2 separate regions of the Mus musculus genome follow, and region 2 is linked to region 1. Evidence: chromatin loops called from intact Hi-C (ENCODE). Cell type or tissue: heart. All regions are shown on one strand. Links, peaks and the distances in the headings refer to the core of each region. The heading gives the core; the rest is flanking DNA.

Region 1 (7,617 bases), core at 1,814-6,813:
AGATTTGGAGAAGACATCAGGCCATGACCACCCTGATGTGGCCACCATGCTGAACATCCTGGCACTGGTTTATCGGTAAGGGCCCCCTGGCTGTGTGGGCATACCTGCATCCTTCCATATGAGTGTCTCGGGGACAGTTGAGCAGCACAGAAAGACGAACATGCCTCTGTAAAGCTGGCCTCCAACTGGAAATACACCTGTCAGAGTTTTAATACAAGGTTGGGCCAGGCAGTGATAGCACACACCTTTAATCCCAGCACTTGGGGAAGCAGAGGCAGGCGGATTTCTGAGTTTGAGGCCAGCCTGGTCTACAGAGTGAGTCCAGGACAGCCAGGGCTATACAGAGACACCCTGTCTAGAAAAACCAAAAAATTAAAAAAGTGAGTTAGAAGCCAGGTGTGGTGGTGCACACTATAAGCACTTAGGAAGTGGAAGTGAGACAGTTGGGAATTTTTTTTTTTTTTAGGTATTTTCCTCGTTTAGGGAATTGGTTTTATACCTAATTCAAGGCTACCTTGGGATACATGAAACCCTGGGAAGAGAGGAAAAGGACAAGCAAGGGAAGACAGGTGGGGTGGAAAGTTGGCCCAGAACTCATGATGGATGAAAGGGTTTCTGTGGCAGAAAGTGACCGTGAGCCAATGCATTGGGGATCACTTAAAGTTGAGTTACTCAGGGGTCTGGCTATGAGGTGTGGTAAACTGCCTAATGTCCTCAGAGTTCTCAAGGGTAGGGCTGCCCAGGCCTCCCATGCTCTGAGTTGCACTCCTATCGTGTCCACTCATCAGTGACCCCAGGAGAAGTGCCTGCAGGGACTACGGGCCCCTGGGGGCAGGCTTCGGGCTGGAGGACATTCCTGAATGTCCTGCCTGCTCCCAGGGACCAGAATAAGTACAAGGATGCTGCTCACCTGCTCAATGATGCCCTGGCTATCCGGGAAAAGACACTGGGCAAGGACCACCCAGCTGTGAGTAAGAGTTAGCCTAAGTGTTCCTCTCCAGTCCTCACAAGTTCCAGATCCCCCTGCCTGCTAGGGCCCTGAGTGAAGACACCTCCATTCTCCTACATCCAGGTGGCTGCGACCCTCAACAATCTGGCTGTTCTCTACGGCAAACGGGGCAAGTACAAAGAGGCTGAGCCACTGTGCAAGAGAGCACTGGAGATCCGGGAGAAGGTGGGAGCAGGCAGGGCCAAGAGTGCTGGGCAGACAGTAGAATCTGGGCAACTCTGAACCCGACCGCTGACTCTTACCAGGTCCTGGGCAAGTTTCACCCAGATGTGGCCAAGCAGCTCAGCAACCTGGCCTTGCTGTGCCAGAACCAGGGCAAAGCTGAGGAGGTGGAATACTACTACCGGAGAGCCCTGGAGATCTATGCCACACGCCTTGGTCCTGATGACCCCAATGTGGCGAAGACCAAGAACAACCTGGTGCTCTGTGGCTGGGCGGGAGGCTGGAAAGGAAGGAGGCAGGGAGGGAGAGGGCTGATGTCCAGGAGGAAGGAGAAAGAAAACTAAGCTCCCTGCAGGCTGCTTACCCACTGTCTCTGCCATCCAGGCTTCCTGCTACCTGAAACAGGGCAAGTACCAGGATGCAGAGACCCTGTACAAGGAGATCCTTACCCGTGCGCACGAGAAGGAGTTTGGCTCAGTCAATGGTGAGTCCATAGTTGCTATGTACCTCCAGTTCATTTAACACATGCTTACTCAGCCAGGAGTACCCAGGGCAGTACTTGGCCTTGCAAGCCATCTTGCCTAGAGTTTGGCAGAAGCCCAGACACACCTTCAGGAACCCATCCACCCAATTCAATGCCCTGGCCAGACAAATTGACAAACCCCCTGCTCAGTCAGTCTTTTGCTCTCTGTCTCTATCTCTGTCTCTCTCTGAGACAAGGTCTGACTATGTAGCCCTGGCTGTCCTGGAACTTACTATGTAGACCAGGCTGGCCTCAAACTCACAGAGATCTGCCTGCCTCTGCCTCTGAGTACTGGGATTAAAGGCGTCTATCAGTACACCCAGTCTCCTCTTTCTCTACATGACAATTTCCATTCACTTTGAGGGCTGGCCCGAGTGTCTTTTCTTCCCCGGAACAACCTTCTGGCCATTTCCTGATCCCCATTCCTCACCCTGGCCCATCATTCAGGCCCATCACCAGTCTCTAGTCCAAGGTGTATAAGGGCCTTCCCCATTACTCCTGTTCCATGTGGCTGGTTCATCTGGGTCCAGAGGATGGCCAGTGATGTTCTGGGTTTGCCTCTTGTTCTTCTATTCAACAAAGCCCAGTTTGGGTCATTCCTACATAGCCCTGACATTACTCCCATGTGCAGCCCGATTGGAGAGATCTGTGTGGCAGGCAGGTGACAGTCCTTCCCTTCTAGGAGAGAACAAGCCCATCTGGATGCACGCAGAGGAGCGCGAGGAGAGCAAGGTGGGCAGCTGTGGGCAGCTGGCAGGTGTAGGGCGGCTCTGAGGCTGGGATGGAAGGAGCCTGGCTTACTCCCGGCTCTCAACTGACTGGTCTCTCCCTCAGGATAAGCGCCGGGACAGCGCCCCCTATGGGGAGTATGGCAGCTGGTACAAAGCCTGTAAAGTTGACAGGTGAGGGCTGATGGGCCTGGGGCAGGAGGAGAATGAGTACCAGGGAAGTAGCATCCTTGGTGAGGGAGACCCAGGCCTCAGACTATCCTCACTCCTGTGACGCCTCTCTCATGCTAGCTCACCTCTCAAGGCCCTGACCCAAAACACTATCTGCCCCGTGACAGTTTGGCCCACTCACTGCTGGGTCCCCAGCTTCTGATCCTGGTGGCAGCATCCTAGAAATCTAGGGCTAGGCCAGGTCTTTCAGAATGGGAGAGACCAGTGGGTTTACCACAGGCTTAGGCAGGTGGGGAAAGGCAGATTCTGCGTGGCCTGTTTGCTCGATATTAGACCCCCATGTGATATCTGTCCACAGTCCCACAGTCAACACCACTCTGCGAAGCTTGGGCGCCCTGTACCGGCGCCAGGGCAAGCTGGAAGCCGCACACACACTGGAAGACTGTGCCAGCCGCAGCCGCAAACAGGTAGGGCTTTCATGGTGGAGGAGGATAAGTAGAGACCTATGAGGCTCCATGTGTGCTTTAGTCAGGTCTGATGCTTCCTGCCCCCTTCAGGGCCTGGATCCTGCCAGCCAGACCAAGGTGGTAGAACTGTTAAAAGATGGCAGTGGTGGACGAGGACACCGCCGTGGCAGCAGAGATGTGGCTGGGCCTCAATCTGAGTCGGACCTGGAGGAGTCAGGGCCTGCAGCTGAGTGGAGTGGGGTGAGTGTGGAGGCTGAGGAGGGCTGTAAGACTACAAAGCAGGGCCTAGAGACTGTTCTTCCCACAGGACGGCAGCGGCTCTCTGCGGCGCAGTGGCTCCTTTGGGAAGCTCCGGGATGCTCTGAGACGCAGCAGTGAGATGCTGGTGAGGAAGCTGCAGGGAGGGGGCCCACAGGAGCCCCCTAACTCTAGGTGAGCTGCTGACCCTCCCATCCCTCTCGGAAAACACTGTCACCAGATCTGCTTTATCATGCCCTCCATCCCAGACCCAACCTGGTATCCCTTTATTATCTCACCTAATATTAACAAATCCTGGCCCTCCTTTTTCTCAGGATGAAGAGGGCCAGCTCTCTTAACTTCCTTAACAAGAGTGTGGAAGAGCCAGTCCAGGTAAGAATGGAGGGCACCTGGTACTAGGCAGCCTAGACCCAGGCCTCTGGGCCCTGTTTTTACTGTGTATGGCCCCACCCAACTTCCCCTGGTGAGTCTTTAGCCAACCACTGCTCTGGTTTCAGGCGGAGATTGGTAGAAACAAGTGGAGGGAGAGGTCAGATAAAGGGAAAACTCTTGCCTTGGGGCAGAGATCCAGTCAACCAGTTCCCACTTGAAGCTCTCAGGTCCTGGTTGTGAGCTAAACTTTAACTTTGGCCAGTCTTAGACTGGCTGTATTTGCACAGGGCACCTAGTTTGGCCCTTTTATCATCCCTTCCTCTTCTGGAATGCTGCGTGTGTGTCGTCCCCCCACCCCCCACGTCCCCCTTCACTCCCAACAGTTTAGGACTAAGCTGCATCCTCTGCCCACAGCCTGGAGGCACGGGTCTTTCTGACAGCCGCACTTTGAGCTCCAGCTCCATGGACCTCTCTCGAAGAAGCTCCCTGGTGGGCTAAAGCTGAAGGGGCAGCCAGTCACCAGAGCCTCCATCCGACATGGTCCCTTCCCCCAGCCCTGCGCATGGGCCTGCTGCTTGTCCTGCCTGCCCCTCCCAAGGACCCCTGTCTTTTCTGTTCAATCTCAGGGTAACTTCCTCCCTTGTCATCTCAGCCATGGCCCTGGAGGACGGTCCTGCCGGCTCCAGCTCTGCTCCTTATTTATTCTTCCAGCAGGGGGCCTTTCTTCCCTGAGTTCAGGGCCTGTGGGAGTGGTGGCCTGTCTACCCAGCCCCAAAGCCAAGAACACTAAGTACTTGCTGTCCCCTCAGCACCTTTGCCCTCCACTCCCGGCCGTTGCTTCTGTATATAGAGAAATAAGTTATTGGCCGTGTGTCATCCTCTCAGCCCTCCTCTCAGTCCACGGTATTCCCGGGCCACCACCTGCCTCTCTCTTATCCAGTGGTACCGCCCAGGCCTTAAATCACCCCGTTCCCAGTGGTGGTATCTCCCAAGCTTCAAGTTCTGGGACCAGAGCCTCCCAAAAGGGGTCCCTAGACCTCTTCGCCTGGTCTTGGAGGGATTCGTTCCACTCCATCTTGCAAATGCCCAGACCCTCACACCACAGGGCCCTGTGCTGCTTCCGGGGACTTAATGCACTGTCCTCCCCCACCCCGCCCCCACCCCAGCCCCTCCCAGGCATGGCCTGACCCCACCCTGGGCACAGCCCATTGAGCCATCCTGCCACGCCATCCTTGCCTCAGCTTCTGATGTCCCCCTTCCTCCCACACAGTAGGAGGGGCTACCCCATTTGTTGGGTAAGGCAGTCACTCTCTATTTTCAGATGTTGCTGTAGAAATAAAGACGATTTGAATCTGAACCGGGCTTGTTTTGAGGAGTCCCAGAGCCCCTGAGCATCCCTTGAGTCGGGTGGAATCGGGAGAGGCTGCGGGAGTGAGGGATACAGGATACACACGCATATCATTCCCTGCCCTCGAGGCTGGAACTAATACTCTGCCATTATCCTGAACTGTTTGGGGGGGATGCTACAGATTTTGGGGTTGCACCTAACACATGCCCTTATGGGGTTCTAGACAATTCTGCCTGTTATGACTTCTTAATACGTTCTTGGACTGAGCTTCCTGAGATGGTTTTTCATATATGTAATACTAGTGATCATATAATCCTGGTACTAAGGCTGCAGTGTCCATTCCACGAAGAACACTGAATAAGTCAAAATTTTCTGGTCCTAAATACGCTACACCTTTTAGTTTCAATCTGCGAACCGAGAGGGTAAAAGTGGCTGCCCACCTCAGAGGCGAAGTATACCTACCTACCCCGGTACTAAACAAGATCCAAACTTGCAGATTAGGTAGCCCAACGAAGATTTTTTTGTAGCTGGGTCGGTTCAGTGATTGGGAAGACTACAGACCCCAGAAGGCCGTTCGCGGGTGGCTTCTGGAGAGTGCACGGCCGCTCTGTTCCCTGAGTTGCGCCTGCGCAGCAGTGGCAAGTCGAATATCCATGGAAACTACAGGTTCCGCAAGGCAGCGCGGCGCAACCCGAGTCGGAAGGATTTGCGCCTGCGCGGCGCGGGCGGGGCCTCTAGGGCGGAGTGGCAACCATCTTGGAACGGGAGGCGGAGCAGAGCCGACTGGGAGCGACCGAGCGGGCCACCGCTGCCGCCATGAACCCCGAATAGTGAGTGAGCCCCGCCCGCGCCGTGCGGCGCAGCCTCGATCCTGTCTATGGGGCTATATGCTTGCCGAAGTTGTCTGGCCTTGGTCAGAACTGCGCGGCGCCCCCACATCCGGGTCCCTCTTCCGCTGACCCCCCCCTTACATCCGGGTCCTGCCCCTCCCCCCGGGATCCCCAGGACCCCGACTCAACACCCCGAGTTCTGCAGCCCGAGGCCCGGAGGCTGCAGCCTGAATGGGCAGCACTTGGAGCCCGCAGCACCAGCCCTCACAGGCCTTTTTGGTTAGGTGACCGTGCAGATTTGGTCTCCCTGAGCTTCAATTTTCCCACCTACAGCTTGACCAAGGGCAGGCGGTTTGGAGCCCATCGCTAGAGTTTCTGATCTCCACAGTCGAGTACTTTGAGTTGGGCTGTGAACCTCTCTGCCTTTGCCTTTCTTCTGGAGCCTCGGTCCCAGGGCTGGCCTAGAAGCTAACAAGACAAGAGGGGACCCCCAAGTCCCTGTTTGATTCACATCCCCTGCAGATCCTTTCCTCCGAGGCTACCATTTGCCCTGCTTGGGTCGTGCTGTCATGGTGCTCCCGGCGGTCTGTTCTTTTCTGTCCTCTCACCTTTGCTCGGGCCTTCAGTGCCACTGTCAGCTGGCTTCCTGTCACACTGCCAAAGAACTTTAGGTGAATGTGGAGTTTGCTTGCTCCCTTGGAGTAGAATTTTTATTCCTCAAGCCCAAACCCTTTGGAGTAGATGGCCGGCATGCAGTTTTGCACCCACGTTATCTTCTTCCCTGTCTCCACTTCCTTTTTCTTCCCCAACTCGAGGCCTCAGATTTCCTTGAGGAGGCTCGAACTCAGAAGTGGGCTTAGGAGGGGGAAGCTACCGGCTGGCTGTCAAAGAGCTTGGAATCTGACAGGCCTGGTTTCCAGTCTCACAGTTTTCAACTGCTTAGGGCAAGTCACCTCCCTTCTGTGACCTCTGGCTTCCTCAGTGGTTGGAAATAACACTCACCCACTTGTGTGCACTGTTGTGAGGGTTTAGTAAAGGGTGATTTCAAGTGCTTCACACAGGGTCAGTTCCAGTTTAGTATTGACGGCTGCTTCCATGGCCACTTGTTGACTGCCTCCTGTTAGTGTGACTTCATCTCAGGCTCTTTCACATTTGTTTTTTGTTTTGGATTTTTCAGACAGGGTTTCTCTGCAGCCCTGGCTGTCCTGAAACTCACTCTGTAGACCAGGTTGGCCTAGGACTCAGAATTCTGTCTGCCTCTGCCAAGAGGCAAGCACCGTCCTCCCCTCACCACACACAGACACACACACACATACACACACTCACACACTCACTCATCACCTCCCATTCCAGCTTCATATTTATTTTGACTTTATGGGTCAGGTTTCCCTTTTGGGTCCTAGACTGGCATACTGTATGGCCTAATGTGATTTTCTTAGTTTTTACCAAATGATACCACATATCTCTTAGCAAACTGTGCTAGCTTATTGGGGGCTAATAAGGGTCAATTTTTTTTACTTACTTTTGTCCCTTTTTCAGAACAGTAGAAGGCTCTAGTGAGCACCGTAGTAGACCAAGCAGAAGTATGCCTTACAGTCCTGCTGTGCTTAGTGCAGGAAGGGACAGGGGAGGACTTCCTGCTTGCCTTCATACCTTCCCATCTTCTCTCGCCAGTGACTACCTGTTTAAGCTGCTTTTGATTGGTGACTCCGGCGTGGGCAAGTCGTGCCTGCTCCTGCGGTTTGCTGT
Region 2 (7,617 bases), core at 930-5,929, 260 kb before region 1:
ATGCTCACATTTCCTAACAGCTGATGTACCGACAGCTTCCTAATGCTGTGACCCTTTAACAGCTCTTCACGTGGTGACCCCAACCATAAAATTATTCCATTGCTCCTTTATAACTGTAATTTTGCTACTTTTATGAATAATAATTTAAGTATCTGACACGTGACCTTCAAAGGGGTCTCGACCCACAGGTGAGGACTGCTGCACCAAGCAATCTTACTCTCTGTATAACTCTGTCTTAGATGAACTCTTGTTTGTTTTTGAGAAAAGGTTTCCTGTACCCTAGGTTGGCTTTGAACCTATTATGAGTAGACCATGCTGGTCTCAAACTCCTGATCTAGAACTGCGGGCATGTCCAATCACATCCAATTAAGAACCTTCTTACGATACTAAAAAATGCATCTAAAGTCACTTGCTTATTAAGTAGCCAAGCCAGCATTTTAACATGTGACCTTCCTGCCACACTCATAACCACCCATTCTATTATATGTGCCGCAGTTCTCTAAACAAGAAAAGCAGGCTCCCTTTTCTCCTTGAGGCACCAAGGTGTGAACTTGCATTTCTTGTCTTCCCTGGGCTGGGGGCTTGCTCCTTACCTGTTCATATTGTTCTGTTTCTCAGCTACCTCAGAGAAGGCCTCAGGCCTGTGACAAGAGAAGAGCCAGGTTAGAGAGCAGAGAGAACCCTCTCAGTGAAACAGCTGTTTCCAAATGTTCCTCCTGGGACGGCGTAACTTTCTCCTTCCCCTCCCCCTCCCTAGCTAGGATAATCTCTCCCCAGAAGCCAGAGGGTGGCTGAGGAAGACCATCCTACCAGTGACCCTCCTTCTGTAGAGAGCGGACATGGTTCTTGCAGAGCACAAAAGAGATCTCAGCCTTCACTTTTTCTCCTTCTTCAATAGGGTCAACAATGAGGAAATCCCCTGTAGATGATAAAGGATAAAGCCACTCCTGTTATGGAGAAGGAAGTCAAGGCCATGGTTCCGTACTGTGAAGGGATGCTTCTAACCTCTCTTGATCCAGATGTTCTTGCGGTATTTGGAGGGCATGCTCACCAGGAAGCGCTGCCCCTGTGCTGTTTCCACCTCATGCAGATTGTTCCCAGGAGTCCTGAGGACCTGGTCCAGGAAAAAGCGAGAACTAGCCACTTCATCAGTTAAATCAAGCATGCTCCGACCTGCACTGAGCCTTCCCTTTCCACACCCAGCGGTGCAATGGGAGCATTGGGAGGAGGACGGGAAGCCCGAGACAGGCGGCACTCACTTTCACTATTTGCTGGTGGTCAGAAGGCACCATGTGCTCCCCCAGCACCTCCTGCACCACATGCTTCCTCTTGCTGGCCTGAGACATGCTGGTTTCTGTCCAGGGTTGTTAGGGTGCACAGACTGTCAGTTCTTCTTCCAGAATTATTTGGATGCCAGCCTTAGAAGCCAGGACTGCTTTCAAGAGAAGCAGCCTTATACGAAAAAGTGCCACCTCGCCCTGTTAAAAACATGCACTTTAGGGGACAGCAGGACTTGCTGCTCTGGCAGAGAACCAGGTATGGTTTCCAGCCACAGGGGATTCAACGCCCTCTTTTGAGACACACATGCAGGTAAAAACACTAATACACATAAAACATGAATGAAATCATTGAAAGACAAATCACAGACTTAGCCAGGTGCTGGTGTATATCTTTATTCTTAGCACTTGGGAGGGAGAGGTAGGCAGAAATTTGTTGAGTCCTGGGCCAACCTAGTCTACATAGGGAGACCGTAAACCAAAAACAAACAAGCAGGACCTTCAAGGGCCAGGGAGATGTCCTATGAGCCAGCACCCACATCAGATGGTTCACAACCACCTTTAACTCCAATTCAAGGGCATCCACCGCCCTCTTCTGGCTTCCGAGGGCACTCACAACACCACCCATGGGGGACATCTTTAAAAAAAAAACAAACCAAACCAGGAAACACAGGTTTTATAGTGTCAGCTGAGACGTCAGGGTGGCTCAAGCCTTCGATCTCAACACTAATCCCAACCCACGGAGCACGGGGCCGGCCCTCTCAATAACAAAGAAAAACTAAGTAAATCGGCGAGATCACGGAAACTACCCAGCACAGGGCAAGCCCTGAGTCCTACGTCTCAGTCCTGTTAGGACGGCGACGCCTCCCCCTCCCAGGCCGATCGGTCATCCCGCCAAGCTCTCTGAGCGAAATCTAAGGTGAGCTGCGTTCCGCCACAGGCTTCAACACCCAAGGCAGGAGAGCCACACAACGACGGCCTCCCGACACATCCCAGGCACGGAGCGACCGACGCGGCGCCCAGCACGAGAGCTGCCCACGGAACTCACCCGCTCGGCGCCACACCAGCACGCTCCGCTTTCCAGGTTGACGGCGACAGTAGCTCGTCCACGACGCGCCTCGACAGCGAGGGACCAAAGAGCAAACAACTGTGACCTGCAGGTGGCCCCGACGGTAACGCCGGTCTGGACGCTCGGCCCCAATCCTCCGTTGTTCCTCCCTCCCGTCTGCCGGTCTGAGGTGACAGACCTGAGGAAACCGCGCCGGGAATTGCGATTCCGGGGCGCTCAGAGGTCCTCCGGATTTCCCGCCCCCTCTTCGTCCGTCCCTTTAACTCTTCCCTCCATCAAGTGAGGCAAGCCTAAGTTCCGAGTGCGGGGCAGGAAAACGCATTCTCCTCGGAGGTCTCGATCCCACAGACCGGAAGGGCCGCTGGAGAAACAAAAGCCATCGAAAGCCGGATGGCTTCTTGAGAGGAACCGGAAAACAGCGACCCCCGTGGGCGCCGCGGCTGGCGATTGCGCGTCAACTCTATGGCTCCGGGTAGCTAGACCTGCCCAGTTTGGGGATTAGTTTTGAAGGTCGCGCATAAAACGACCCGGAAGCGGAAGTCGAGGAACCGTCTCGTAGCTTGAGGTCTGGGCGGGAGCGGCCGAGTGGCGCGAGGAGCCGTTACCAGAGCCGGAGCCTCCGGTGAGCGTGAGAAGCGGAGTGGTGCTCCGGCTGGCGTGCGGTGGCGGCGCGCAGAGGCGGGAGGGAGGGGAATCCATCGCGGAGGCGCGCCTTTGCAGCGGGGCAGCCCGAGTCTGCGGGAGGGGCGATGCGCGGTGTGTCCGGGTGGCGGCGCGTGGAGGGGGCGGGGCGCTCGGAGCGGGGCGGGGCCTCAGGGCGGGGCCTGCGGGACCTGAGAGGCGTGGAAGAGGCCGGCAGCCCGAGTGAGGGCGGCGAGGCTGGCGAGAGCCGCGTGCTGTTCCTACCACGTGTTAGTTCCCAACGGGGTCAGTGTCTGTGTAGCCAGGGTCGCGGGCTGTGAGGGCTTCAGGGCGGACCTTGACTACTGAGTCTGGGAGTCGCTCTGTTGCCTTAGGTGCGCCACCAGCTAGTGCAAGCTGATATATCCAATATACCCAAAACCAGGACCCACGGAAAGTGGAAATTTCCGAATAGCCGGGGATGGGTTGGGGGGACTCAAGGGAGCAGCCACAGTAGCTGTGGTAGGATATTGCCCTTGGGACTTGTGGTCTTCAGCCCTAACCTACTTTTCTTTTTTTTTTTTTTTTTTTTTTGGCGGGGGGGATTCCCAGGTTAAGCCTGATCACGATGACAACCTCCCAAAAGCACCGAGACTTCGTGGCAGAGCCCATGGGGGAAAAGCCAGTGGGGAGCCTGGCCGGGATTGGTGACGTCCTGAGCAAGAGGCTGGAGGAAAGGGGCTTTGACAAGGTGTGGGGGGGCTGCAAATGCCAGGGAGGGGTAGGAGCGAAGGTTGGCAACAGGTGGTACCACGCAGATTGGGAGTGAGGCCCACACATGTTTGGGGGGTACCTGGGGAGGCATGGTGCCTCCTTCATTTTTGTGTTTTGTTGAGACAGGGCTTCTCAGTGCTAGGATTAAAGGTGTGGCTCACTGTCCCCTGCCCTTTTGTGTGTTTTAAATATCACGAAAATGAAACTAGGCATAGTGGATTGTGCTTATGACCCTAACACTTGGGAAGTTGAGCTAAGAGGATTCCCGTGGGATTTAATGCCAGCCCTGACAACAAAGGAACAAACCCTGTCTTTCTTTTTTTTTTTTTTTCGAGACAGGGTTTCTCTGTGTAGCCCTGGCTGTCCTGGAACTCACTCTGTAGACCAGGCTGGCCTCGAACTCAGAAATCCGCCTGTCTCTGCCTCCCAAGTGCTGGGATTAAAGTCGTGCGCCACCACTGCCTGGCAACAAACCCTGTCTTAATCAAAATAAAAATGGCCTTGCCCTCTGAAGTATTTACCACCTAACCCTCCCTAGCTTCAGAGATCTGGCCTCTTCGGAGTGGTATCAGCGTGGACAGTCCTGTTGCTTTAGCCCATGAGACACTTAGCCACATGCCCTTTTCTATTCTGCAGGCTTATGTGGTCCTTGGCCAGTTTCTGGTGCTAAAGAAAGATGAAGACCTCTTCCGAGAATGGCTGAAGGATACATGTGGTGCCAATGCCAAGCAGTCCCGGGACTGCTTTGGGTGCCTTCGAGAATGGTGTGATGCCTTCTTGTAGTGTTCTCTGGGGATCCCTCATACCCCAGCCACAGCACAGTTTCCAGAGTCTGCAGCAGGGCAGGGCTCCTCCCTGTCCTCCATAAAGGAAAAGATGGCTGTTGTCACCCTCACCTCCTATGTACTCCAGGGTCTATGGGGAGTTCTCTCCCCTCAGCGTTTCAATCTTTCTGGGATCGTTTCCCTTGCATGCCTTTCCCTTCCACCTCCCCCTGCAGTTCCGTGGCAGCAGTTACCAACTTTCCTGAATGGATTCCTGGCCCCCTTCTCCCTCACTATCTGTTGGATGCCCTTTGGCTCCTTTCCTTTTTTTGGCAAAAACAGTCACTGTCCTTATAAAAGATTTTTAAATTAATAAAATCAGTGGCCTTCATACTTGGTGTTCTGTGTCAGAGAGCAGATAGGCTGGGGAGTTGTGTATTCCCAGGGCTGAACACGTCTACTTCATTCGTTATCAGTGCAGACCGAAACTGGTGCCTTCTATTTCCCCTCCCAAGAGGGAGCCACCCTAGCCATGTGGGCTCTGGGCAGGTGCCCTGGGTGTCCCAATTCCTAAACATTGTGGGAGAGAGTGTGGGTTGGCTTTTTTCTCCTGGGAGCCAGGTAGGCTGAAGGCTTCCAGATGTCAGCAGTCAGTCTAGGCAGCACCTGGTGGAAAGTCAGTGGGAGTCAAAGGTACCAGGAAGCGGGTGGATGGGATGTGGGTAAGAGGTCACCTGCCAGTCATCATAGCATGTGCTCTTAGCGTCTGGCAAGAATGAATGGGTGGGACTTTTGCTGTTTGCCAAGCTACCATAGAAAAGGAAGGAAATGGTTAAACTTGAAAGCCAAATCCTACTTCTATTGTTTTCAAGCTCATATTGTGAGCCAACCCTGAAACTAGTATCTTTGTAAGCACTTATTACATTTTTTATTTTGGAATGGTAAGAGATTTGGAGCTTAGAAAGCTAATTTGCCCTTGAACTTTCAAGAAACTAGCCACTGGAGCTCAAAGTGTGTGGGAGCCTGTGTTCCTGTGTCATGTAACCCATGCTATGCTTTTTGAGCTTCATACGGTGAGGGTTGTGGGGAGCAGGTACAGTGCTGTGTAACAATGGTTCCTGCTTGATAGTCATTCCTTCAACAGAAAGTATCATTGAACAATGGCTTGATTATACAAATGAAATGCTTTTCTGCATGTTTACTCTCCAGGAAGGTAAGGATGGCAGTACGGGACTGGGTGTGAGATGAGACAATTCTCATGGTCATTTGATAAAGGGAAGGTTAATTAATAGGGTGGTCTCTCTCTGTTCTGCCTCGTGGGGGCGCATGCCTTTAATGCCAGCACTTGGGAGGCAGAGGCAGGAGGATCTCTGTGAGTTTGAGACCAGCCTGGTCTACAGAGTTCCAGGGCAGTTAAGGCTACATAGAGAACCCTACCTCAAAAAAAGAAAAGAAAGGAAAGGAAAAAAGAAAAGATGGTGTCTAAAAAAACTAGAAACTTAATTTAAAACCTGAGTAATGAGATGAACACAGCGTGGGTAAAGATATTCTTATCAATAAAATCCCCACCCAGAATTCATATCAGAGCTGCAGTCTAGGAAGTGTCTGGGACTTGGCCCAATTGGAACATTGCTTGAGGTGGTCCCTGGACTCACTAATTCGGGAGATATGAGCATGCAGACCTGAAGTTCAAGGTCATCCTTAGCTACGAAGCAAGTTCCAGGCCAGTCTAGGGTGCATGAGAGTACATCTCCTGAAGCAAACGGTCTGCAGGGATGGCTCAGGAACTAAACGCTTGCTGTGAAGGCAAGAGGACCCAAGTTCAAATCCGTAGCACCCACCTAAAACCAGGCATGGTTGCTTGTGCCTTTAGTTCCATCACTCCATTGTGTCAGGGCAGAGAGAATCCAAGAAGTTCTCTCCGGCTAGCCTAGCTGAAACAGCTTCAGGCTCAGTGAGAGCCTCTCAGTAAGAGGAGTGGAAAACGTTAAAGGACGATGCCTCACATCCTCCTCTGGTCTCCACATGATTAGGCAAGGAACCACTCCTCACCACACACATACATATGCACACGGGGACACAGGCTGGGGATGTAGCTGTGTGGTAGGATGCCTAGCACTCATGAGCCCATGGGTTCAGTCCCTAGTAGTGAAAAAAGCAAAGGGGACAACAGAATAGGGAACGTGGTAGAGGAGCTGAAAGGCAGCCCCAAGGGAGGCCGGGCAGTGGTGGCGCACGCCTTTAATCCCAGCACTTGGGAGGCAGAGGCAGGCGGATCTCTGAGTACGAGACCAGCCTGGTCTACAGAGTGAGTTCCAGGGCAGCCAGGGCTACACAGAGGAAACCCTGTCTTGAAAAACCAAAAAAAAAAAAAAAAAAAAAACCCACAAAAAACAAAGACAAAACAAACAAACACACACACAGAAAGCGTATGGAAAGGGTTCACATTGATTAGAAATCAGAAAAACAAATGCCCCTAATGCCTACCAGAATGGCAAAAACCTCAAGTCAGACAATATCAAGTGTTGAGCAAAAGGAGCAACAGGAACTGATCCCAGTTGGTGGGAGTAAATTGCTATGAGCACTCTGGGAAAACAGCTGAGTATTATTTTGCAAAACTGACACACCCCATGAGCCATCAATTCCATTCTTTGGACTGTGCCTGTAAGAGACTGAATACCTACTGAATACCTACACCAGGACTTTAAGAACCGCTCACAGCTGCCTAGTCTGTGAGACGCTGCTGGACAGACTGGTGGTTCCAAGTGTGAGCCACAGCAGGCAAAGTGAACCAGACCAGTAGTTCAGAGCAATCTCAGCCTGGGTCCATGGACACAAAATCATGTGATCCCAGTACAGGCAGAGGCAGGTAAATCTCTGAGTTCAAGGCTAATGTGGTCTACAGAATGAGTACAGCCAGAGCTACACAGAGAAACCCTGTCTCAAAACAAACTGCCTTTTTTTACTCTTAGTATTTTTATGCTTGTGCCTTGCTGTGTGGGCCTGGCTAGCCTGGGATCCACTGTGAGCCTCAAGTTCACGGCAATTCTGCCTTAAGGTCCTGGATGCCAGGATCGCAGTCCCACACAGTGATCTGCTTCCATCCATGTTC

The links. A loop is a pair of places that touch in the nucleus more often than their neighbours do. Peaks named below come from ENCODE experiments on the same cell type or tissue, not always from the same donor. Only the 100,000 strongest peaks of a DNase experiment are listed, where the experiment ranks them.
Region 2: a loop joins it to region 1, with 2.7 times the contacts of the local background. A loop is called at or near these places in 1 of 42 quality-filtered maps.

The regions. Positions count from the first base shown.
Region 1 is chr19:5,105,176-5,112,792 of GRCm38, reverse strand. It overlaps Rab1b (RAB1B, member RAS oncogene family), which reads left to right and starts at 5,797. Exons shown (of 6, transcript NM_029576.3): 1 at 5,797-5,868; 2 at 7,543-7,615. The coding sequence starts at 5,855. Klc2 (kinesin light chain 2) reads left to right here. Exons shown (of 16, transcript NM_008451.3): 5 at 1-75; 6 at 880-967; 7 at 1,073-1,174; 8 at 1,255-1,428; 9 at 1,556-1,655; 10 at 2,377-2,426; 11 at 2,529-2,596; 12 at 2,952-3,060; 13 at 3,151-3,300; 14 at 3,368-3,492; 15 at 3,633-3,690; 16 at 4,105-5,047. The coding sequence ends at 4,188. In heart, for the core only: CTCF peaks have their summits at 2,564 and 4,401; DNase peaks (open chromatin) are centred at 2,557, 4,582, 5,722, 6,412 and 1 weaker place; H3K4me3 peaks cover 1,626 bases; H3K27ac peaks cover 2,883 bases.
Region 2 is chr19:5,361,919-5,369,535 of GRCm38, reverse strand. It overlaps Banf1 (BAF nuclear assembly factor 1), which reads left to right and starts at 2,660. Exons shown (of 3, transcript NM_011793.3): 1 at 2,660-2,968; 2 at 3,580-3,718; 3 at 4,378-4,903. The coding sequence starts at 3,596. The coding sequence ends at 4,524. It overlaps Eif1ad (eukaryotic translation initiation factor 1A domain containing), which reads right to left and starts at 2,723. Exons shown (of 6, transcript NM_027236.2): 1 at 2,326-2,723; 2 at 1,260-1,478; 3 at 1,006-1,114; 4 at 811-919; 5 at 594-641. The coding sequence starts at 1,346. In heart, for the core only: CTCF peaks have their summits at 1,862 (motif pointing left) and 3,071; DNase peaks (open chromatin) are centred at 2,865 and 3,747; H3K4me3 peaks cover 3,025 bases; H3K27ac peaks cover 2,218 bases.